3 separate regions of the Mus musculus genome follow, and all the other regions are linked to region 3. Evidence: chromatin loops called from intact Hi-C (ENCODE). Cell type or tissue: heart. All regions are shown on one strand. Each heading gives the region's core, and the rest is flanking DNA. Links, peaks and the distances in the headings are about the cores only.

Region 1 (8,256 bases), core at 1,082-6,081, 100 kb before region 3:
GGCATAATTCATTATAGTGATTTCTAGCTTATAAAATTAACAGATACCATGATTTCATTTGAGTTATGTGCTTTGATAACAGAAAATAATTAATTAGCATTTAATGTAGTTAACATATTGTGGTAAAAGCACCATTAGATTTGTATTTTTTTTTTGTATTTTTTTTGTTTTTTTAAATTTTCCTTCGGTTTTTTTTTAAAGGGATACAAGTTTAACAATAAAAAACATAAAAAGCAAAAATAGCTCCCCTTTTTCTTGCAAGGCTGTTTTTTACCCCAATAATTTAGAGTCCTGGGGTGGGAGGACTTGAAAAACAAAAATAGAATTTTCAACAATCTCTATCTTACAAAGATACTTAGCTATCCAATGAAATTGCACTTCACTCAATTCAAAATTCGATTGTTTTGATTCCTGTCAGTTTCTGTCAAAACAGACCATCTTCCCCATTTCCATGTGAATTTTTGTGTCATTGTTGAAATTGTTGAAAAATGTTTTTTTTTAAATGTAAGTGCAGCATTTCAAAACTTAAGAACAAAAAAAACAAAAAAAAACAAAAAAAAAAAAAACAAAAAAACAAAAACCCAACCAAACTGATAGTAGTAGTCTTTGCCGTCTTTTTGGAAATTGCTCTGCAACAGGAGCGGATTCACTGTCCTTGCGGGTTGTGTTATGTATGTAACTGCTGACTGCTGAACCAAACCAAATTAAAAGAAAGATCAACTTAACTGCATTTTTTCCCTAATATGTTACAGAAAAAAAAAAACCAAAAAAACAACCCCCCCCCCAAAAAAAACCATTGCCCTTTGAGTGTCCTGTAAGTTACAGATCTCAGCGATTACAGAAGGTTTCATGCTCCAGGTGTCTCCAGATGCTCAGGGAGGGTCACACACCTGCACGGGCAAATTCAGGAAATACTGGGAAAAGGCCAGGCTCCCAAGTGTTACCACAGGAAGTTCACGAGCGAGGCTCATCCTTCACCAACCACTTCACCTACTGCTCACGCCACCACTGAAACACTTCAAATGTCACACAGCCCAACCATTTCCAGCACCATGAGAAATTACGACAGTCCCTAAAGTATTAAAAAAGAAAAAAAAAAAGAAAAAAAGAAAAAAAGAAAAAAAAAAGAATCCCAAAAAGTTATGGCCTTTGCTGTTTGACCACGATGTTTGCTGTTTCCATGTATAAGTTGATTCGAGTTGGTTTCGCTCCCCTTCCACTGACAGTGAAGTTGTAACTGCGCCGGGTTGAGGTTGCGTCCATGTTACAGAGTTGAGAAGGGGTCAGGTGGTCTGTCTGGAGGATGGTGGGATGCTGCAACTTTTATCCCAGGTACCAGGACTGGAAGACAAAAAGAAAAGTCTAATTAAAATGCAGGTGTAGTGCTGGGTGTAGTGGCTCGTGGGTAGCTCTTGGCTAGTATGAGCAAGGCCCACAGTGATCCAGTGCACAAAAACAAAAAGCATTCAATATTGTAAAACTATTTTGAAAGTTGCTCTTTTAACCATGGGATCAGAATTTACCTTGGGAGTTCATGTGGTCGAGGGATGACAGTAAATCCCAAGCCACTGAAATTTATCTTATTCCTCTGACATTAAAATTCATTGCCTTTGTGGGCTTTGCCAATGCTTTGCATATATCTTACCAGGTGCCGTCTTTCTGGTCACATGGCAGGTTTTGTAACCCTGTAGTGAGCCAATTAGAAGAGGGCAAGGAACCTGGCTATCTTATTAGTACCTAGCTTAATGCCTGGGAGGGCTCAAGAAAGACAAGCAAATTCGATGGAGTGGCTGAAGTGTGAGCTTGGGGCTGCAGCAAATAGCTATTTCCATGACTTTCTCAATATATTTCTCAGTGAGGTGTAGGTGCTAAGGACAGGTGCTAAATGTACAAACACAACATTCTGTAGGTGGCCCATGATAGCAGTTAAAACAGAAAGGTCTGGTGGAAAACTCACTGGTGACCTGGGAGGGGGTGGGGGGTGGGAAGTCAGACTGGCCTCTCCCCTTGCTCCTCATGATGGGTGCAAATCCTTTCTTCCCTCCCCTCCTCTCCCCTCCCCTCCCCTCCTCTCCCCTCTTCTCCCCTCCTCTCCCCTCCTCTCCCCTCCCCTCCCCTCTCCTCCCCTCCCCTCCTCTTTCTTTCTCTTTCTCTCTCTCTCTCTCTCTCTCTCTCTTTCTCTCTTTCTCTCTTTCTCTCTTTTTTTCTTTCCGAGACAGGGTTTCTCTGTATAGACCTGGCTGTCCTGGAACTCACTTCATAGACAAGGCTGGCCTTGAACTCAGAAATCCACCTGCCTCTGCCTCCCAAGTGCTGGGATTAAAGGCATTCGCCACCACTGCCCGGCCAGGTGCAAATCCTTTCAATGGCATATATTTAAAATTCTTTTCTTAGAAAAGATACATAATAAAATAAGATGGCACCTTATGAAGCACCATTGTGTTCATGGGGAAATGAAACCACTGTAGTTCTCGTTCATGTTTCTGTCTACTCAATGTGCCCTTGGAGCTTTCTGCCAGCTGTGGAGCCAGTCTTATGTCCCTTTCAGAAACATTCTTTGTCAACACAGAGAGTTCGCTTAACAAAATGAGCAACTATAGACCAATCTCAAAACTCAAGTGAGGCTAAAAATTGTATGACTTTTTTTTTTTTTTTTTGCCAACTTTCTTCTAAGTATTCTGAAGAATTCAGTATTTTCATCAGAAAACCTACCAGCTTCGAGGCTGTGAGTTCTGCATTGAAAACATCACCAGGGTTTGAGTCAGTCGGAACTGATTCCGGAGGTGAGGGCTAAAGCTCACTCTTGTCGGGGAGATTCAATTAGGGGAAAGTCGGGACTCCTTTGATCCCAGGGATAAATAGCTAAGTGATAGCTCCATGGAGGCATGGTGTAAAATTTCCTGGTCACACAAGGTACCTTTGATTTCCAAAGGCGCTTATAACAAAACAAAACAAAACAAAAACTCCTAGCTCAAACCACAAAACTACTCATCCTGTAGACTTTTACTCTCTGACCATGCGCTTCGGAGAACCCAATAAAGCTGCTTATATCTGGAAAAGAAATCACCCTGGCAAGTATGCATGGCCTAAATCTAAGTGGACAAAAGAAAGATCAGTAAGAAGGAAAGGGGAGGGAAGCAGACCGCAAACCGTGTCTGCGTTAAGTTTCTCCTGATCTCTGACGCAGATCCACTTTCCATATCTGCTCTTATACAGAACAGTCTCAAACTGAGTGGTAAGTGCTGTTCCCAATCTGTTTGCATGCTTTCTAAGGCAGTTGTGAAATTCTGGACTTCTTCAGTGTGGCAGTCCTGAAGCAAAGGCCTGGGACCTGGCGAGTCACCAGGGGGAGCAGTTTTCCGTCCCGTAGTTTCTGCATTCAGGACATTACAAAAATCAGCAGTGCCCTGTACATACTTCTGCTAAAAAGCAAAGCAAAGCAAAGCAAAGCAAAGCAAAGCAAAGCAAAGCAAAGCAAAGCAAAGCAAAGCAAAGCAAAGCAAAGCAAAGCAAAGCAAAGCAAAGCAAAGCAAAGCAAAGCAAAGCAAAGAAAAAAAAAGTTTCTTCACACATCTTACTATTCAGTGTGTGCCTCGCCCACAAGGTTACCCCAGAGCAGCTCTGTAACCCTTCACTGAAATAGGCTTTATTGATTGCTCTGGGCTATTGTTCTCTTTTCAAGTCCCCCAAGTTCAAGTTCATCCTGGTGTTACATCATGTCTGGTTGCTCTTAGCAACCAGACAGACCCAGACGTGACTATCATTAGCAAGAAACCCGCCACTCTCCTCCCACCAACCTTCCAGTGGCTCTGACGTAGCAGGCCCACTGCAAACACACTGAAGTATTTATTCTGCCTAATTTATGACCTACCCAGCAAGCTAGACCCCCGCTCCAAAAACCAACACTGTTGTATATTTAATTAATCTGTCTTTCTTTGGCATTTGAGAAAGTTAGACAAAGGACTAATTATTGTGTTTCGCTCTCCACACTTTTCTTTTGGGGGGTGAATATTTGCCTGGGAAAGAAAACGATGAGGCCCCGCATTGGCCCCTCCCCTTTTTCTTTCTGCCCTTTTGACATTTCATGAAATACTTTAGCTGCTTAAGGGAGTTAGAAAAAAAAAAAAAAAAGAAAGAAAGAAAGAAAAAAAAACCGCACTGTGAATGTTACTCCTTCTGAGTTGGTATTCAGTAACACAAATCAACTCACGACATGTTTAAATTTAAATGCTAACCACACGCTCTCAGAGTTACTTTAAAGGTTAGTTTTTAATCAATAGAAGTTGCTGACTCTGGGTTTTTGAGCTGCACACTGCAACTCCCGGGCTTTTGTCTAATGTTAAAGCTTGGGAACTTTTTTTTCCTTGAGATGATTTTAGCAATGATTTGCAGATACTGGGGCTATTGTGCTCCTACCAGCAACATGTCAATAGAGGAGCTGAGCTGCCCTGTGGTGGGCTGTCAATATGACTCCTAAGGCAGGGGTTGGGGGTCTTTAATAACCCGTGAAAAAACCTTAATTAACCCTTTCAGGTCCAAACCAAAACCTATTCTCCCACTTTTCACTCCTGTAATTTGACCATTAGTACTTATTTCAACATCTCACTAATCTTCATGACAATTAACCCAGCTACTTGACCAAGGGCTTCCAGAATGGGAAGTCAGTTAGGGGGAACCACACACGAACTTCTCTCTCTCTCTCTCTCTCTTTCTTTCTCTCTTTCTTTCTTTCTTTCTTTCTTTCTGTTTTTTTGAATGAGGTCTCTTAGTAAACGATCTGCAGAAATATAGTAGAGAAACAGTTGTAAGCAATAAGAAATTACTCCATTTTGCCAAGTTTTCTATCTGTCAGTTTGTAGTTGAAGACACTGGTGGTGACAGGTGTGACAACCGCCCACACAGAGGTGCTCCTGGATTTTCCTAAACTTCTGAGAACTGCCAATCGCCTCAGCCGGGTAAGGCAATAGGAGGAAAGGCTCCTTTGCTGTGGCATTTCCCTTTAATCTCGTTACTTGAAAACGCAGCAAGTCTGAGAGCACTCACTAAAGGAGGATTCGGCATCTTTCTTCTTGGGACAGGAGAACAGAGAGCGAGAGGGATCTGAGAAAATCTGGGAAATACTTGGATTGAATCAAGTCATTGGGAAGATACTGACACGAGAAGCAAAACTCATCTGTGGAGGGAGAGTCAGGAAATCATCCTCACGTCTGACATCTGCTTGGGTTTCATATGGCCTCTGCCTTCATACTTTATAGGCCCTTAATCTGCCCTACTGTATCCAGGCGACTACAAAGGAATCCCTGTCCCTTATCTGCCGAGAGTGGCAATATTACAGTACTGCATCAGAGGATGTTATCTTGATACATTTACATTGAGGCAGTAAACACTGGGCTTTGATCTATTGCCCCTCCCCCAGCAGGAACATTCAACCACAGTTGATTTGGTGGCCCATAAATCCACACTCCCTCAAAGGCTCTAGTTTCAAGAAATTAGCCAGTTACATTCTCAATGTCCACAGTTTGGGATGAACCAGGGGTGGGAGGGGGAACCCGTCCTCTTTCAGTGTTCAAGGTGAAACATCAAAAGAAATCTGCAGTCCGAGAGCTCAGCTTTCCTTCTAGCTGGTCAGATGGAGAAGTAATCTCATCAGGTTGGAAAGTGCTGACTCAGGATTTAATAAAGTGCCTGCAGATGTGGTGTCTCTAAGGTATTCAACTCATGTAATGCAAAACAGCTCCGCGCCCAGCGACGTGCTTATAAAATTTCATTTAACCATTGCAGCGCGGTTCTCTTAGGAGTTTTATCACACTTCCCGCCCCTTAATTTACAGCTCCATGAAAGTTCCAGCCCCATTCTGTGGGGATTCTGGAATGCTCACAGTAGTCAGGATTTACGAACCATAAACAGCCTCCGTCCCACTGTATCCTAAACAAGAGGGCTGAGATGGCAGCCCGCACTGTGACAGTGGCAGGCTGGTCCTTCTCTTGTGCCTTACAAAATGGAGTTGGTCCAGAGTCTACTGGAGACAGGTGATGAAGTCAAGGGACTCACCTTCCTTCTCAACTGCCAATATTCTAACACACGCAACTTTTTCTTACAGTCTCCCTTTCTACGCAGCGGGCAGGGCATACATTTTAAAAACAGAAAAGAAGTAGATCTGAGATATTTCACTTTGGGAGAGAGAGAGACAGAGACAGACAGAGACAGAAAGACAGAGAGACAGTGTGTGTGTGTGTGTGTGTGTGTGTGTGTGTGAGCGCACGCATGCTGTGGAGGGCAGGCTGGGCTGTGACAGCAAAATCTGTTTTTCAAATTAAAAAGTTGAACAAAAGGCCCTTCGGGGCAAAGTTTAACACTGCACGGAAGGAGGTTGTTAATGTGGAATCCAGAAGTGGGTGTGACGCTTAGCTTTCCTCTCCAGGCAAGGTGGGTTATTTAAGGACATTTACACATATAAACGGAAACACAAAAATACAGGAAGCTCCCCTCCAACACATCAGTCTCTACCAGCCACACAAGGGACCCAGCAAGCAGGTCTGCATTGAGTGCAGCTACTATATTGTCCCTCCTGGGGATGATGCTACCTCTCCTGGACCACACGAATCCAGTCAGTTAGTCATTTCTGGCTTCCTGTTCTTGTTTGCATGAACTAAGCCTACTATTTAGCACAAATGAGTTGTCCTTGGCAAATCAGCCAAAAGCTGGAGGAGGGGGGCTGGGGGGGGGTAAGGGGGCACCCCTGTCTCTGACACAGAAGGAGTAGACAGACCTCTGCGTGCATTCCTGGTTTCTCCTTTTAGGATCAACCACTTGGGAGCCATTAGTCATTTGGTCAGTAAGTACCAAGAGGCTGCAGTTTTCTTGGTGTCGTGGACTTGAGGGTCTGGGAATGTTGGGAGTAAAGAAAATGTGGCATCCGCCTTTAGAAGCTTTAGTGTCCAGCAGGAAGAGGTTTGGTTTAGACTTCTATGCCCTTCACGACTTCTCAAAGGATCTTGATAAACTCAGCTGATGAGGCCAAATGTCTAAAGGCCCGTACTGAATTCCACTGATGGGTTGTATGACATCATAGACAGGGCTCTGTATGACAGACAGGGCTCTGTGCTGGGTGACCCTGGAGTCCTGGGCATGAGAGGATGACAGTGGTCAGCACGAGTTTCTGGAAAGGGTGACATGCTGTACACAGGTGCTAGTTATGGGTATTGCCAGTCTCAGGCTTTGATCTCCACAGCCATTTTTCTTGTCTGATTTTATTTTGTTAATTAAAGAAAGCCTGTTTTCAATAACTCTAAACCAAGACTTGTTTATTGTGCAGGAAACTATTAAAACATTAATGGGCCGTGAGTGGCCTCGCTTACCTTTGTAGAGCCTTATCTTCTCACCACTTGTGGTGTGTTAAACTCCTTCCAGATCTCCCAAAGCCAAATGCTTCCTCCCTGCTGGGTCCTGGGCACAGGCTATGCCTTTTTCCGTGCTGTGCTAACACTTGCTGGTCCCTGAGGTCTAAGATTAAATGACCCCCTTTTCTTTTTTTTTTAAATTAAATTACGTGTGTGTGTGTGTGTGTGTGTGTGTGTGTGTGTGTGTGTGTGTGTGTTTGTGTGCCTCAGTGGGCTATGGAGGTCAGAGGACACCTTGCAGGTGTTGGTTCTCTTTTGCTATCATGTGGGAGCCAGAGATTGAACTCAGGTCATCAGGCTCTGTAGCAAGGAGCTTTACCTGCTGACGAGCCACCTTGCCAGATGTTCCTTTAAACTGAGGTACCTTTCTTAGGGTCCTTACCCATAGGCTCCGTCTGTTACTATGGTGGTGGGACTGTGACAGCCTGTTTCTTCACAAGAAAGCTACTCATGTTCTCAGGTGTGGCATCCCCACGGTCTTGCCCCAGTGGGTGAGAGAGGAGGTACTGAATAGATTAAGTTGAATAGAGCGGGTTAAGTAGAGGAAAAAAAGAAAGCAGGATTCTGTTTCCCAGGGCCAGGCACCAGCACCCTCAGTGAAGTACCGTATCTTAGATGGGTCTCCATAGCACAGCTAGGCCACATACATGCGCCCAGCACATGGTTTGGCCTCCTGCAGTGACAGGCGCCCTCCCTAGAGAGGCACAAGTCTCTAATGGCTGCCCCAGGCAGCTCCGATGTGAGAACTGTTGCAATGGGGCCAACCGTGGCCAACTGCGTCAGGAGCATGTGCAATAGTTTTGCAACATGGCCTTCTGCCTGCTTACTACATACACAGCACTTGTCCAAACCACTG
Region 2 (8,256 bases), core at 1,082-6,081, 81 kb after region 3:
TCATGAATAATCTAGGGGCTTTAAGCAATTATGAAAACCACTAAAATTTGGTCATATGATTTGAATGTCACTTGAGGAAAATACTAGGCGTACTTCTGAGGATCCCTGACCCAGGGTGAGGTGACTATGCAGGACGTGGTTATCTAAACCCATCATTTTATCTGTAACTCATAACTGCATAACCCAGCCCACATATTCATTTAAGGTATACAACAGCAAAGCCTTCCACTTCAGTGCACATTGGCTTTGGGCACGGGGGAGCCAGCCTCTCTCACCTATCCTGGCAGACCCAGGCCTCTGGCTGTGAAGAAAACCACAATGTGGGGAGGGAAGCCTACAAAAGAATGAAAACAGAAAGTGTCTAAGGCCTTGGCAGAAGGACATTAAATAAAATAGAGAGTGGTGACTCATTTTGGCAGTGGATCCACCTCAACCCCTTCAAAGCCTTTGGCAAGAGTCCTCAGAGGAGACCCCAGCCTTTTGCCAAGCCACAAAACACCACAATTATTATCGCAGCAGTCATCAACAAAACAGATTTTGTAAACTGACTTGTTGGCACATAGATTAAAGAAGCTATAAAAAGGACTAACAGCTGTTTGGGTTGCCCTATACAGCGAGCTATATAGAAAGAGGAGTTTATATCTCTATACATACTTGGATAGACAGAGGCAGACACATAGCACATGCACCAAGCATGCACGTGGGCTGTATGGAAAAGGATGAGATGGTAAACACACAGCAACATCAGTGTCAAACACAAACAACCCTTGCAGATAAAAATCCTTGTTTTGGAAGGGCTAATAGGAAAATATCCCGAAGAAAGGAGTCTGTCATTTCACCAAAGTACCGACTATAAGAAGGCGAACAAAGTTTCCCTGAAAACTACTGTGCTTTTTACGAAAGTATGAATGCTGATGAATTCTTTGCCAATTTGTAAAAATAGGCTCTATTCTACTTCCACGAACATTACCCACCTGGCATTTTATATTCTAAAATTTAGAATTATCTCATGCTGCAAGCAGTGTGAAAAAAAATCTTACTTGCTTACATACTCATGGATGGATATGTATGAAAAGAGAAAAATTGCATATTTTATGTGGGTTTTTTTGTCACTGTCACACAATACTATTCACCCAAATATGAACTAAAATATCAGCTAGTGTGTAATAAAAACAAAAAGAAAAATACTCTCATTTGAATCATCATTACTAACTTGTAAGTTAAAAGTGTGCGATTTCTTGTGATGGTCTGGCCTGAACTTTCAATTTTAAATTTGAAAACAAAGGTTTTATTCGGTGCATTCTAAAAGAAGTGATAGTACAATGTGTAAGAATTATCACAAAAATTGTGTGTGTGTGATAGAGAGAGAGACAGAGAAACAGAGAGACAGAAAAAGAGAGAGAAAGAGGCAGAGAGGCAGGCAGAAGGGAGGGAGGGACAGAGAAAGAGAAAGAGAGAAATGTCAGGGTACCGGTGCATATTTCTATGTGTGTTTATGTGGAGGCCCAAGGAGGGTGTTGGGTACTTGCTCCCGGCTTTATTGCCTTGAGACAGGCTCTCTCACTAAACCAGAAGGTTGCCGCTTCAGTTAGGCCATTAGTCACAGGGCTCCCAGGATCAGCCCATCTCTGTCCCTGAATTGCTGGGGTTACAGAAACATATCATCATGCCTGGCCTTTTTGTGGGGGCTGGGGATTTGTATGCAGGGCCTCACGTTTGCATAGGAAGCACTCTTAACCACTGAGCAATCTCTTCAACATTGTGCACACTACAGGGCTTTAAGCTATTTAATGGTGTAATATCACAAAACAGTATAAATAGACCATATAAAAACGTATTGAGGGATCTTGCAACCTTCAGACACACTGCCAAGCCAATGCCAGGCACCTCCTTAGCCCCAGCCTGAACTGATATTCAAAGCTAAAGGGGCGCTACCATTCTTCATGGAAAGGTACCTGAATTCAAATTTCAGCATTGTCAATCAATCTGGCTTCTCCTATCAAATGATTGTGTCTTTATTAACAACTGCTTACTAAGAGAGAAAAGGCTAGAAATGGATAGTAGGAAGCTTAAATGGCAACAAGCATCTTTGGCTAACTATAAGAGAAAAGTTTCCATGTATCAAAAGCCACTCTTCTTAGATGTCTTCTGACTTACGGTGTGCAGAGCCAAAAGCAGGCTCCATGCTGAACCACCCACCCCAAATTCACAGAGTTCAAAAAATCTCACACTAAGTAACTTCTAATTCTAGTTCTGAACTATTATCAGCAACAACAATAGCAACAGCAACAGCAACAGCACCTGTTAGGACCAACAGCTTTTTTGAAAGCTACCCAAGTACCAACCAAACTGCTTGTGCCAATTAAAAGCTACCTTGAAGAATCTGGTCTCAGGCAGAACAAAAGCTAGTCTCTGGTGGTGCTAAGCACAAGCCCCTTTTAAGGAATTCATTTGCTATACTTACTGCCCGCAGAAGCTAATCCATCTGTATATGTTCATCTCAGAAAAATCCCCAGTTTTAAAACTGTATTTGCTACCAGGGCATCCTTCAAATCGCCCCAAGCCCTTCGTTTTCACCTTAGTTTAGGAATCATTGTTTGTATCCATAGCCAAAGTGCACAGTAACAGCTCTACAATTTAAACAGAAATTCTTTTCTTCGGGTTTTGTGTTTTAAGTTCAAACTACTCTCCCTTATTCTCGTTTCCCCAGTTCTTCTGTCTACCTTGGAATCCGAGCACACTATGCAGCCAGCACAATGAACCACCGTGCCAGCAGTAGCAGTCTGCTGCACCTATCCAAGAATTCTTAAAGCATCCAAACACACACACTGTCTCCTGTGTAGCCTGGAGATCCCTATTGAGCTCATGCCAAGTGTCTGAAAAGTTGGACCCTGCATCCGGTATTTACACTAAGCTAAAATTCTAATCAGTACTAACAGCAGTATGTTTTAATTCACCCTATGATTTTATTTCAATCTGCTAAGTAGCACAACTGCCAGAATGCAATTGCTATAAACTTAAGTAAACAAATGCAAAACTAAAATAAATCTTAAACCTGTTGTATATAAAGTTTGTGCCACTTCATGCAAGCAGTACAAAAAGGCACAGCCCAAAAGTCTTAGTCAACACTTTTTGCTCTCGCTTAAAAAGCTCTTTGAAGAAAGTATTGCCTTGTCTAGTCTCCCCACATCTCTTCCAGAGAATTATCTGGTGCACACTAGATCAGGAAGAGGAAACGGCCATGTTATTTTACAATGGCTTTTCACCCCAGTGTCCCTCGAATCGTCTCCTGCCAAGCATGTGAAACAAGAAGTACTCGGTGACTCCTCGAATCTCTGGATGACACTACAAGGACTCGTGCCAAGGAGTTAGTGCCAAGTCTCGCATCTTTGGGATCCACCCCTCTTTCTGGGTGTTAGTTGCATGGGGGAAGGGACTGGCAGAAGTAGAACCTGACCAACAAATTCTGAGAAGTTGGTCACCATTTTGAACCTGCTCAGTGTGCTTAGATCTTGGCAGCCATCTTACAGCTTGGCAACCATTTTGAGGATTTGTTTGGCAAGCTCTCAGAATTCGCTGACACTGTTTAAATAGAATGCTGGTTTAAAATAGTCCATGCTAACCAATACAATGTGATAGCAGGTAAACAACAACAACAACAACAACAACAAAAACCCTCCAAAATACCAAAAAAACAAACAGCAACAACAACAAACCACCACCATCAACAACAAAACCCTCCTTATAAGCCTTGCCAACAAAACAATTTACATCTTCATTTGGGTAATGACATCTCAAATTCCTTAACTTAGAACACATTATGTAATGCAGCTGCTATTCTGTGTCCTTAAGCCGTTAGCAGACAAGCTGTTAAATGATGTTGGAGGCTCTTACCAGGAGCAGGTAAGGAAAAGAAAGGCAGACATGCTCGGCCCCCACAAAACCCACAAATATTATCAAAATGTTTCAGAGTCTGTTCAAAGGCAAGCTGAGAACTAGATTCTAGACAATGGCAACCGAGTGTCACAGACTGTACCCATGGTCTTATCTCATGAGCCCAGGGAAGTCTCAGTCATGTAGTACGAAACTCTCCTTGGGTAAGGAGACAACGTCCACCTCTCAGCCCAACAATAACTCTTAAGGCTCATCTAAACAGAGAAAAGGAAAACTTTGCAGATTTTGGTGTTTTTCAAAACATCTTTGGCTTCACTCTTTCACCTTTTAACATATTTAATTTTGAAGTATTTGATTACATAAAAATAGAAAACCAGAACAAAAACCAAACCAAACCAAACAAAAAACCCTACATTATCATTGAAAGCATTTCTTAATGTCTAACAACTTAAAATACAAGCAGTAACTGTGCACTGCTGGGACCGACATCGTTATAAAACCTGTACAGCTTCCTACACTGGTGAATTAAGTGAAATGACAGTGAGTGAAATTTTACAACATATGGAAAAGGAAAATGACAATCCAATAATCCGAAAATATCTTTTCATACTGAAATAAATAACACTTTACGGCACGATTCAGTAACTTCCTTTGAATGTTATGAATATTTAATAATTCCATATCAACACAGGGAGAAGCTTTATGATAAAAGGACCATATTGTTCATACTTTTGGGGGGAAAACAATCCCCAAACTATTCTTTTATTAGCCAACTATTATTGCCAAATCACAAACAGGACAATAAAGCCTAAAGAATTCTAAATTTTGTGATGGCCAAAGATAAAAGACTAGAGTTACTAAATAAAACGGCAACACATTTATTTAAATACCAGTGCTCCTTGGGGTGTACGAGGCACCTGGCTCATCCTCTAGCTCCAATGAGGTGCAATAGAAAGAAAGGCACAGGAACGGGGGGAGACACAGCATCAACTACAGTGCTCACATTAGTGCAGGGCTCTTAAACCTGAAGCCTGAACCGATTTCAATTCAGGAAATATTTTAATTCATATAATACCATCCAAAGTGAAACAATTCATTAAATCATGCTCAGAACTGGAACATTACATAGGAAGACATTATGCTGAAATGGGTCAGCCTAACCTCGTTATGCTACTCAAAGTCTCTCTGCTGAGTGACAGTATCTGCAGTGATATGACGTAAACCATGCTAGGATGGCTTGGAATGCATTGATAAATTGCTCTATTGATCCTGTTCTGCTTCACTTACCATAATTATAGTGCAGTAATGGAAGACATGAATGATAGATTTTCAGTACAGAAGAAAGCCCGGAGTTTGCCTGTTTCTTTATGAGATTATATAAAACCCTTTCAATTAATACAACATGATTGATATGTAACACTGAGGACAAGGCCTGATTCTAATGTTCTTCCTAAGGTATTGCCATTCAAATATTTGTGTTATTTCAAATAAAAATATTTAGTATTTTAAAGAAATATAATTCATAGGATGTTGCTTCCTAATTTACTTTAAGGATTTATTTCTATTACTTTTAAGTGTATGTGTGCATGCATGTGTGTGTGTCTTTCTATCTGTGTGTCTGTGTATGACTCTGTGTGTCTGTGTATGTCTCTGTGTGTGTAACAGTATGTTCACATGAGTGCAGATGCCCCTGGTGGCCAGAGGCATCTCATCCTCTTAGAGATGGAGTTACATATAGTTAACAGCTGTCCACTGTGGGTGCTGGGAACTGAACTCTGCAAGAGTAGTATGTGCTCTGCACTACTAAGCTAGTGGTTAATATTTCCAGCTCCATGTTTCCTAATGATTTTACAACCTATTTTGAATCCACTAAGAAATCTCTTTCAAAACTTGAATAAACTTTACACAGTCTTACCATCTTATCTTCATTGACCACACCATAACCAATGAAAGGAAAATTACAGTGTGTGTGTGGGGGGGGGGGGAGGTATTAGGTATTATATTGAAGAATAAATGTTAGACTGGAAGGACACAGGCAACTAAAAGAAGTTTTAGAAGAGAAAATAAGCAATTACTAATCTAGACAATAAGAGTCCATTGGAAAAAAATCAAAGAAAAATAGAAACTTCTTAATATACATCATATATAATGGTTAATCTCCTAATTATCCAATATGCATAAAATCCAGCATATAGTGTCAGATATGCATTAAACCCACATGAGCAGGGAGCTGACTGTATACCACCCTGATACTGTCACTGTAGAGATTACTGTTTCCCCAAAATGGATATATTTAAATTAAATGTGTCATTCTTTGTCATGGGAAAGGAATGTGAAAAATTCCCAACTTCATTTTAACAACTCAGGGCAGGACTTGATTTGTTTTTCATTTCAAAATACGCACTAATGCAAAGATCTCATTTTATTCGCTTTTGCTGTTTAGAGAAAAATATATAAATATGGTTGATTTTTGTAAGAATGATCAACTGGAAGAAAGAAAATTTTCTTCCACAACTAAACGGTGTAAAAATTGATCTCAGCTTCCCTTCTTGGATTACAAAGGCTACCACGGGAATTAAATGTCACCCAGGAGGGCTGTGACAGCATCAAGCCTTCCCTGACACACAAGGCCTGCAGCCCAGACATTGAAGGCTTACATCAGGAAAACTCAGCATGCAGGGAACAAGTCAGAGCCAGCTATCGACCCCACCATTGATTTCGACTAGGAAAACCAAGAAGGGAAAAGCACCAGAAAAGATAGAATTTCCTTTTTCTTTTTCGCTCCCCAACTTAGGGCTGCCAAACTTAGGTCTTCCCAGGCCCGAGCCCTGCATCCTGCATTGCAGCCAGCCAGGATGTCTGCCTGAGATAATTCAAGCTGAAAGCAGACAGTTGGCAGTGGAAGCTGCTCCTCCAGGGACATGCAGCATGGCCTTGCACACACAGAATGCAGCTACTTGACAGGAGGGGACAGGAGGGGACCTGTGACTGTCCAGGTGATAGCTGACCATATCCCATGTCGAATTAAAAAAAAAAAAAAGCCTTACACTACCACTTACAGAAAGTGAAACTAGCTATACCTAAAATAGCTTCTTTGTCTCTCGGACAAGGGATCACGGATACTCTCAACTTCTAACCCAAACACACACACACACACACACACACACACACACACACACACACACACACACACACACACTTTGCTAGTGTGTTACGAGTTTGCTTTTTAACTTTCACATAATTTAACACACAGAGGGTCAACACCAAGCAGAAAAGAAGGAAAGGAGACTGCTTGCTGTAGCTCCTTGGGGTCTTAATCACATAATTTTGAATTGGTTGAGGATCATTTACTTGGATCATTATAATCATATCCTACAAGTATTCCACCATTTAATTTGTGAAACCCATGACCACAGAGCATGCACATAGAAAGAATTATTAGATACATTTACTTTATTGCTAAATTCAGAGATGGCTCCAAGCCATTTAAAAATAATAACAATAGTAATAATGATTAATAACAATGCACTTCCATTCTGACTCAGACTCTCTTGAGGGGTTTTACCACTGTTCACTAATTAAGTCTTATACCCGATTCCTAGGTATATGAGCACTGTTAGGTCAATTATACACCTGGGAAATCCCGGCACCACAAGTGGGGCCCAGCAAATCATGATCTAGGGAAGATGTAGGAAATTATAAGTGTGGGGAACTTACAGAATGTTTCACCATTCAAAACATTTATAAAATATGGCAGTGGGGGTAGTGGCAATCATACAACTAAAAGAAAATAATTTGACTTTTTTTTGATAGTTCATATTTATCTGTTCTGCCCAGAAGAAAAAATTATTTTTTCTGAATTGACATTTTAATATAGTTAAGCATAATATTTTATGCTTAACTCTCTACGGACACTGAAGTATTTATTGATCAGTCAGTTGTCCAGCTAACTCATATATAGTATCTTTGCTTTAACAAAACTACTTGAAAATGAGAGTGAGTGCTTATCTGTAGAGCTAGGAGAGGCTTTTACTTTAAACACTGCATGGACGTCAGGGGTTCCCACATCACTGAAAGTTTCAGGTTAAAAACTGCCTTGGCTTCATTCATTCACCACTGTTGGGGAATGTTTCAGGGATGAAAATTCCCACCCAATGGGAGCTTAGTTTATACTGATGTGGAGAAGGAAGCTTCTGGGTGTGTATTCATTGATTCTCTCAGGAAATATGGTTCATCTTATGCACCAGGATTCAAATATACAAGTGTGTCAATGATGCTGGCATACCATAATCCAGATTCAGGAAGCTGGGGCAGATCATGGGTCTGAGGTCAGTGTTGGTACACAAGGAGGGAGGCCCTGTC
Region 3 (8,256 bases), core at 1,408-6,407:
TGAAAACAGCAAAGGACTTCTTTCTGCTGATTTTTATTATGTACCAGATAGTGTAAATAAAATATAGAACTTTATCCTATGGTATCCCTATGGTATACATCAACATTATTCTCATTGACAAATGAGAAAATGAAGGGTGATGTTTAGCAAAATGTTCAGGTGTAGCACAGGGATTTGATGTCAGGTGTCTGTAGATATCAGCTAAAGAAATAGGAGAGCCACATTCCTGCTCTTGTCTTTGCTGTCTCATAATTACAGGGAAGATGTGTCTCATGAGATAAGTTATCACCATAAGTAGCAAGGCTGCTATGTCCCCTACATTCTTCTCCAAGTCTTCAGCACAAGGAGTTGTAGCTACTGCTCTTCTAGATGCAGGGTCTCAAAATTGGTCCAGGAGAGTGGCCATGAGCAGCAAATGATGATGACTGATCTCTTGCATTAGTGGCTTCTGCCTTTGGGACTGGAATTGATTTTCTGCATTTTAGAGCATCATCTTGTCTTGGCTTTTGGTTGAAGTCAGATGAGATACCCGTTTAGCATACGATACAACTTCAGCCATGGGATTCAGTCTTCTTGACAGAGGATGGATTTGATGGCATAAAAGGTCTTTTTACCACAATGATCTATAAACCATGGAAGGACATCTACATATAAGCTCATTCCCCAAGAGTACACTGGTACTATCTGACCATTAGCTGTACCAACAGAGACCCTTCCTAATAACACATTAATTAGTTATCTATACAACAACAACAATAACAACAACCATTTTTTAGGGAGAACTGCTTGATTTTTCCTCCTGCTCTTATTGAGAAATCCTCGGTGTTAATTATGTACTCTATTAATCACATACTGGATGGCTCAGCGTCTGATGTATGGTGTGGTTTTGCTGAGTGCTCAGTCAGCCATCGCAGACATCCCTACAGGGTGCCACCAACAGCCTCTCCAATCCATGAGGGTAAGCTACAAGCACATACTCCAGAACAAATCCCAATAATTTTGCATCCTTATTGTGGGGCAAAAAAGAGTTATATCAGGTATTTGGAGATCACAAGAAGGCCTTGCAAGCTCCCCAATATTACTCATTGGATATTGATATCTGTTCTTAAAGGTGAGTCTTACGAGCAAATAAAGATTTAGTGAAGATTACATTATCAGTAGCGATCTCTTGAATTTTTGCTCATAAATAGCATTTTTAAAAACACCGTAGAATTATGTATTATTTGAAATACTGATATGGTTAACCCATTCATAGCTGACCATTTAATGTTGGAAAATGTCAGTGTTAGAATAGGATTATGTCCTTTGTTCACTAAATTCCCATTAGCTACCCAGAATGTTGGCAGAAATGTAGGATTTGGCTAAAAATCACGAGGAATAAGACTTTTCTAGATAGATGAGTAAGAACAGTACTAGTATGTTTTCTTCTGTCACAGCTGTTACCTGACGGGACCACTAAATGGCTGTAATAAACCAAGCTTTAGGACACAGTCCTCAAATCAGTCACTCATAATTATACACATGTGAATATTTTTAAATAAAATTGGCTGATAGTGGTCAGCTCCAGGATCAGCTCAAGAACACACAGTAGATGATCAAGGGCAAAGGCTTAAGCCAGTAATGATCAAGGTGATTACCATCATTGAGCTCTCACTAATCCAACATGAGGCGTCCTGTTATGTTACCTCTGTGTTCTTGAGAGGTCTCCCCAGTTTAGCACTCAGATTTATGCTCAGCCTATAGCCAGGACTTACTTTAAATATTTTGTATTAAATAATTATAACCTACGAAGAAAACACAGGCAAGAGGCACTGCAAATATTGACCAGAGTCCCACAGCTATTAAATTTCAAATGTTCACCCCTATTATAAATCCTGAACTATTTCCTGGCATCCTACAGGCATGTGTGTGTTTGATAGTCTGTGTTAACCACACACTATGTAGGTAGAAGTTACTTAGAAAAGATTAGCAGTAGATGGACCTAGAGAAACAGGGACCATGACAACAAGTTAGTATGCATATCAAAGTATAGTGTGTGTTTCTTTTTCCAAGATCCAGTGTCTATCATAAGAGTGCTCATGAGTCTGGGAAATTTAGCAGACCCTTCAGTTGAGGATAGAGATAAATGGCCCAAACCCAGCCATGAGCAGCTCTAACCAGGACTGGCAGGAGTATGTATATACCAAAGAGCACAGGGCACACATGCACAGTGCTACCCAGTGTCAAAAGCACACTCCCTCTGACCTAAGTGTGACCTACACAGTAGCTCACACACACTGCTCAGGACATATATTCAACACAGGGCACACATATATCTCATGGTCGGATGGGACCAGCTATGGATAAAGTAGCCTGTGGGTGGGGGTGTCCTCTTAGTAGCTCATCGTCTTTTGGTTGGTGAGGAAGGGAAGGGATAGACATCAAGGTTAGCCACCCAAATGTGAATGGTAGAAACCCTAGTGCAGCTGGTCCACTCCATTTGCTTCCTGCTTTACTGTTCAAACACTCACCCCAAATGAATCAAGGAAATAAAAATTGTATGACAAAGCATTCTTTGGAAATAATTCAACTTCAACATTTATTTTAAAATTGTATTGAATTGAACTGGGAGGAAATCTGTTAGTTAAGCCAGATAGACTGATTTTTTTTCCCTTTTCTATGAGTGTGGCAACATTTATTATTTCCTCTCTGTGTGGGGGCTTGATTAAAACTAGAAAATGAAACATATCCCATGGTGTAATACATTTAGAATGAAGTGACTTAGACTCGAAAAAAACCTTAAGGGACCGATTAGAATTTTCTATTATATGGCTTACTTAACAGATTTTCTTTAGAAGCTGCATTTTGGACATAGAGAAGATTTTTTTTAAAAAGGCCATCCAACCTATTGTCTACTACACACCAGACCTTCCTTCCAGAGGGGTTGATTCTGGCTTCTATGCATAAGATGTGTGATGTTCATTTTAAAATTACTAGTAGAGCCTGCTATTGACCATCTAATTATGCCGAGTTCCATTTATAAACATAGCTAACCACTAAGTTTATGGAGACTTTTTGTGCTGCTTTAATAGGATATTGATCGAGAGCATAGTTTGAGTGGCCTGCCATTGAATTGTGTAATGCCAAACAAAGGCAAGGTCACAGTGACGGTCCGGGCTGGGCTGCAGTGGACGTTTTATTATCGTCTTTTTGTTTCTTCCTTTAATGCTGAAGTCTAAATGGTTTCTTGCTTAAGAGTATAAATTGTATAAAAAATTAATTTCTGTACCATGATCATTGTTACTGTGTGTGTTAACAGAGGAGAGAGCCAGCAGGCTGCCTGCTCAGACTAGGAAGTTTTTAAGTCATCCTCCTCCAATAAAGGTAGAAAGAACCGCCACTATTTAAGTGGTAACCCTCAAAAGATGCCCCCTCCCCGGGACTTCTCATCTGAGGCCTGCTTCTTCATTAGTCTTTCCAGATAAGGACAATTTGTATTTTCAAGTTTGAGCTTAGCCCTACCAATGTCTCATTTTCTTACTGTGCCTCTCTTAGCTGAGTTAATTTTGCCCCAGAACTTCTTTCTACACGTCAGGTTAGACTAGATTCATTGGTTCTTACAAAACTGCTGGTCAGAAATCCTAAGTGCCTGCGTATGGGCGCTGGAAGCCATACCAAGGACTTGAAAAAGAAGTTCAGAACAAACTGCATTCGGAACTCCCATGATGATTCCTGTGTGAGAATCTCAGCAGTGCACGTTCCCAAGGCAGAAAACAGCCGCTAGGGTGCCACCTCATGCCAGGCTGAGGCACAGGCCCGTTCCATTCACTGCCACTCTCCATTGACAAACAACTTGGGAACCCCGAAGTCCATCGGGTAGCCAGGCTTTGTGGCAGAGCCAGGGCAATTCATCTGCTGGACTTTAATAGATTCTGCAGCCATGTAGCAGGAACTCAGCACAGGCTGAGCAGCTGAGAGTGGTTTTCACACCCAAAGACTCTAAGGCCAGCCACAGTGTACTGAGAATCCTGGCTTTGCAGAATTCCAGGGCTGTGAAGTCATCCCGAGCCACGAAGTTTACTTAACCCTTGCAGCCAGTTTGGGTGTAACAAACCACGCTGGCAATCGGAACAGGCCGGAGCAGAGGCACAATGGCCTGTGTGTGTATCTGTGGTCTTTTTACTCTTTCCCACGGAAGCCTTTAAGGTTTCAGAATCTCTCCAGCAACTTCAAGGAAAACACTCAGCACTTTAGAAGGAAATGAGCAGGAGTGGAGTTTGGGACAGAACTTTTTGAGTTCACACCAGGAGGGACATTTGGCAGCCTCAGAGCACGTACTTTGAGGAAACGTTGGCACAAAATAAACAAGAGTGGGTTTGACAGAGAGCCCTTGAAGCAGGGACGTTCAGCAGCCAGCAGAATGGGCTCTCCTTGGCAGCTCAGGGGAGGGGCCTATCTGGAAATGCCTGTAGTAGAGGGCTTTGTGTAGTGAAGCACCTCTCAACAGATGGCTCCTGTCTCCTCCTTCATGGGATTATGCTAAAACAACCTCAGGGATTCGGAACCCCAGGCGCTCCTGGGAGCCTCTCCCCTGTACTGAATTCTTCTTTTTCTCTGGCCCAGGGTGCAGTGGTCTGTGTTTTCTCCCTCTCGTGGAACAAGGTAATAAATAACTAGAAGTGCTTTCAGATGGTCCTGCCACGTGTGGAGATGGGCCACAGAACAAATCCATACTCTCAGCGCCAGCGTCTCCGTTGCTACAGTTCACAAACATTAGATGATAAAGGCAGAAATTAAAGGGTGCTGGCGGGAGGCAAGGGTGAGGGAGTTTGTGACTTCCTGCAGCTCTCCTGGGCCAGAGTCCCTAGTCCAGCAGTTCCTAGCATCTGCTCCAGGCATTTATTGTCAAGCAGCCTGGCTGTCTAGTCTAACTCTCACCTAGGAACTCGTGAGACTGAGCTGCTCTGTCATTGCCACCACTGTGGAGATGATACTCTCCCAGGCAAAGACATGAGAGTAGTTATTTAACTTGACTCTTCGTTTGCAAATACTGAAACAGCTCCCCCTACCCCATCACAGTGAGAACCTCACTGGACTCCTGGGGGAAGTAAATATTTTTACTATCACATGTAGAAGGCTAGCACTATGTATCTGGAAAGAGAAACAGTTTAAGACAAGGGTATCGTTTCTGAGTAATATGGAGTCTCCACACTGTATGGGGTCACAACTAGTTGTGATTGTGGTAAGGTCATAGACTCAACTTCTTTATGCAGTTCGGATGGTGTGTTGTGCTGGGTATTTTTGTCATCCTAACACAAACTATGAAGCTGGAAGTTATGGGGCTGAAGGGTTGCCTCCATCAGATTGGCCCGTGGGCATATCAGTAGGGCATTTTATTGATTAATGATTGATGTGGGTGGGCCATGCTCACCATGAGAGGTATCAATCACTCCTGGGTAAGTATTCCTGGATGGTCTAAGAAAGCAGGCTGAGCAAGGCAGTAAGCAGCACTCCTCTGTGCCCTCTGCTTCAGTTCCTGCTTTGGCTTTTTTTGATGATACAATGTGACCTGTAAGCTAATAAGCCCTTTCTTCTCAAGTTGTTTTTGGTCAGTGTTTCATCACGGGAACAGAAACCTAACTAGAGCCTATGCCTTTGAGAAAGGCTTTCTGGTCGAAGGACAGAGCTTGGGAATCCCTGTTGCAATAGGCAAGGCAAGCTATAAAAATAAACCTTGACAAACTTAGATTAAAGGTCTACAAGGAAGAGAGGGTCTCTGGCGTGTAGCTGACCGGTTTGGCCTGAAGCCATGGTTTAGCTGATGCAGCCCGGTCCTGCTCTTACCGAACAGTTGTAGTCAGCACAAGGCCATGTGTGAGTGAGTCCTGGAGTGATGGCACAGCAGTGTGCAGAGTCGGAAAGCATTGAGAAGCTGAAGGATGCTCACAATGCCAGGCCTTTGCTAACCAGCCCCCTACACAGGCACAGGAAACAATCCAAGACACTCTGCAATCTTAGCCCCAAGGGCAGGCATCCCTTCTGGCAGTCTTGAAGGAACATGTAGAACTCACTTGGCAATCATGCTGCCTTAGACTGAGTGGAGGTCTAATCAATCTTAGATATAAGACCTGAAAGGAAAATGAGGGAAGGGAGGAAGGGCAAGAGGCTGGGGATGGTTCTGAGCTGTCTGGCCTCTTACAACCCCCAGACCTTGGAACTCTGCTGGTAATGAAGACTAATGCAAGCATTTGAGTGGCTAAGGCAGAAGGAAACGGACTAGAGCTCTAATCTTAGAGTAAAAAGGGTTTCTTTTTTAATCAAGGCTATGCTTGGATCTCAATAAAGCCTCAATAAATATACTTCGCTCTAATGCCTCTATGACTGATACACTTTGATAAGACATACTCTTTATATGCTATTATTAGTAAGCTAATAAGAAAAATATAGAATATTGATTACCTTTAGTACATATGCGTTATTATCTGTCTATGGCCAGGGACTGGCTAATCCACCATGCACTAGCCAGGGAGGCGCATGTCTTCCTGTTCAATAAAATCATCTAGTTCCCCCTCACCTAGTACTTTGGGACACCTTTCATAATAAAGCCAAATTTTCCCCACTGCAGGCTATCACCCGTTACTCCTATTGCTTCCCTATGAGGATTCTGCCACTTCTACCCAGAAGTAGCATCAGTCAATAGCACCTCACCATCAATAGCAGCCTCCCTGACTGTCAGAATTCTAACATGCACAGTTGCCTCCCCACCACTTAACCTGCCTGGTCTTAAACAGAAGACTTTCTCAACCTCCCCTTAGTTAGCTTCAGAGTATAGATTGCACAACTCAGAGTACAGCTAAGACACACCAAGGATCAACATCAACTAATGATGCTCCTCCCTCCAAGGCCCAACACAGTGCTTAGCAAATGGGAAATGTTCATGAACACCTGGATTTTTCTCTAGTCCCACATCGTATCCCATTTTTTGGATGCTAAAGATTCTTTCAGCCTGTGATGACCAAAACAAGATATGAAGAATACAGGCTTGGAAGACCAGGCTGGCTTGACTTCTGTGGCATCTCACAGCCCATTGGTTTCCTCGGGCATCCTTGCAAGCCTATAACACATATAATAGGGGCTACGAATTCCATTTCATTCTGTAAAGAACTTGATGCTGCTTGAAAGTCATGTTTAACAATATAAATTTCCCTACCTTTAGTCAGATAAAAGTAAAATTTTAATATTTGATGTTTAATTTCACTTTTAAACTGAGTCTAAGAGCAGGCGGTCTCTGTAGGAATGCTTTTAAAACAGAGACATTCTGGAAGGAGGGCAACCGTTTGTGTGAAGTGTGGGGGCTGTCGGGGAGAAGAGAGAGAGAGAGACATAGACAGCCAGACTCCCATGCTTTTTGCCCTGTTTGGGTTATGCCATAACAAACATACAATCAATGGGCCTTTGATCAACAGAACTGGGCGGTGGCATGAACTCTTCCATCACCACTGTAGTTGTTATCGACAAGCTGGTAATGACCATGCTGTAATGTGCCACTCATACTGAGAGCATTAGCATTGCTTAAAGGTCAGAAACAATGTCTCTTAAATGCAGAATTCCTCAGAAACCAGAGGGAAGACTCAAGATCTTCTAAAGCCAAGTTCACACATTGTAACCAGGACTGTGTGAGACATTCAGCATTAGTCCTTACCATGATGCCTCACATTAAAATTCTTAATTATTCCTAGCCTAGAAATACTGGCTTTTAAACAAACTAGTTGGTATAATTTTTCTAAGGAGAACAGAAAGGGTGCTGTGAAAGTGTTAAAGCCCTATGAGAAGTAACACTGAAGGCAAATTTGGACCGAATCAGAGCAAAACTATACTTACTTTGTGACACTCTTACTAGCTCAGTCACACTGAAAACACCTGATGTGACAAAGCTGTCCTGGAAGCCCAAATGTCCTGTGGAAACAAAAACAGAAGAAAGCCAACTGTCATAAAACGAAAACTTGAAACAAAACAAGTATAAATACTCACCAAGTTATGATGGAGCATGTGAGGCCTAAGCTATGATGGAGCATGTGAGGCCTAAGAGCTATGATGGAGCATGTGAGGTCTAAGCACACACCCAGTTCCCTCTGTGCTCCTGGTTTTTTTTGGGGGGTTTGGGGGGTGGGTAAAATTATTTGGTAACAGACATAGCTTTTGGGTTGGGTCTGGAGGCTGTGGAGAAGTTTTGATGTAACAACTGGGTGTTTTTTTTTTTTTTTTGAGATGCTAAAA

What was found. A loop is a pair of places that touch in the nucleus more often than their neighbours do. Peaks named below come from ENCODE experiments on the same cell type or tissue, not always from the same donor. Only the 100,000 strongest peaks of a DNase experiment are listed, where the experiment ranks them.
Region 1: a loop joins it to region 3, with 4 times the contacts of the local background. A loop is called at or near these places in 12 of 42 quality-filtered maps.
Region 2: it touches region 3 in a loop (4-fold over the local background); 7 of 42 quality-filtered maps call a loop at or near these places.

Annotation. Positions count from the first base shown.
Region 1 is chr4:98,104,303-98,112,558 of GRCm38, reverse strand. It overlaps Nfia (nuclear factor I/A), which reads right to left. Exons shown (of 11, transcript NM_010905.3): 11 at 1-1,341. The coding sequence ends at 1,324. Among named protein-coding and RNA genes, the nearest start is that of Gm34784, 18 kb to the left of the region's middle. In heart, for the core only: a CTCF peak has its summit at 3,326 (motif pointing right); DNase peaks (open chromatin) are centred at 3,348 and 3,808; H3K27ac peaks cover 2,622 bases.
Region 2 is chr4:97,919,193-97,927,448 of GRCm38, reverse strand. The region is part of intron 2 of Nfia (nuclear factor I/A); the gene reads right to left. Among named protein-coding and RNA genes, the nearest start is that of Gm40208, 15 kb to the left of the region's middle. In heart, for the core only: a CTCF peak has its summit at 5,578; a DNase peak (open chromatin) is centred at 3,358; H3K27ac peaks cover 264 bases.
Region 3 is chr4:98,000,071-98,008,326 of GRCm38, reverse strand. Nfia (nuclear factor I/A) reads right to left here. Exons shown (of 11, transcript NM_010905.3): 4 at 7,861-7,935. Among named protein-coding and RNA genes, the nearest start is that of Gm34218, 19 kb to the left of the region's middle. In heart, for the core only: CTCF peaks have their summits at 3,757 and 5,063; DNase peaks (open chromatin) are centred at 3,916, 4,436, 4,816 and 5,896; H3K4me3 peaks cover 1,223 bases; H3K27ac peaks cover 2,571 bases.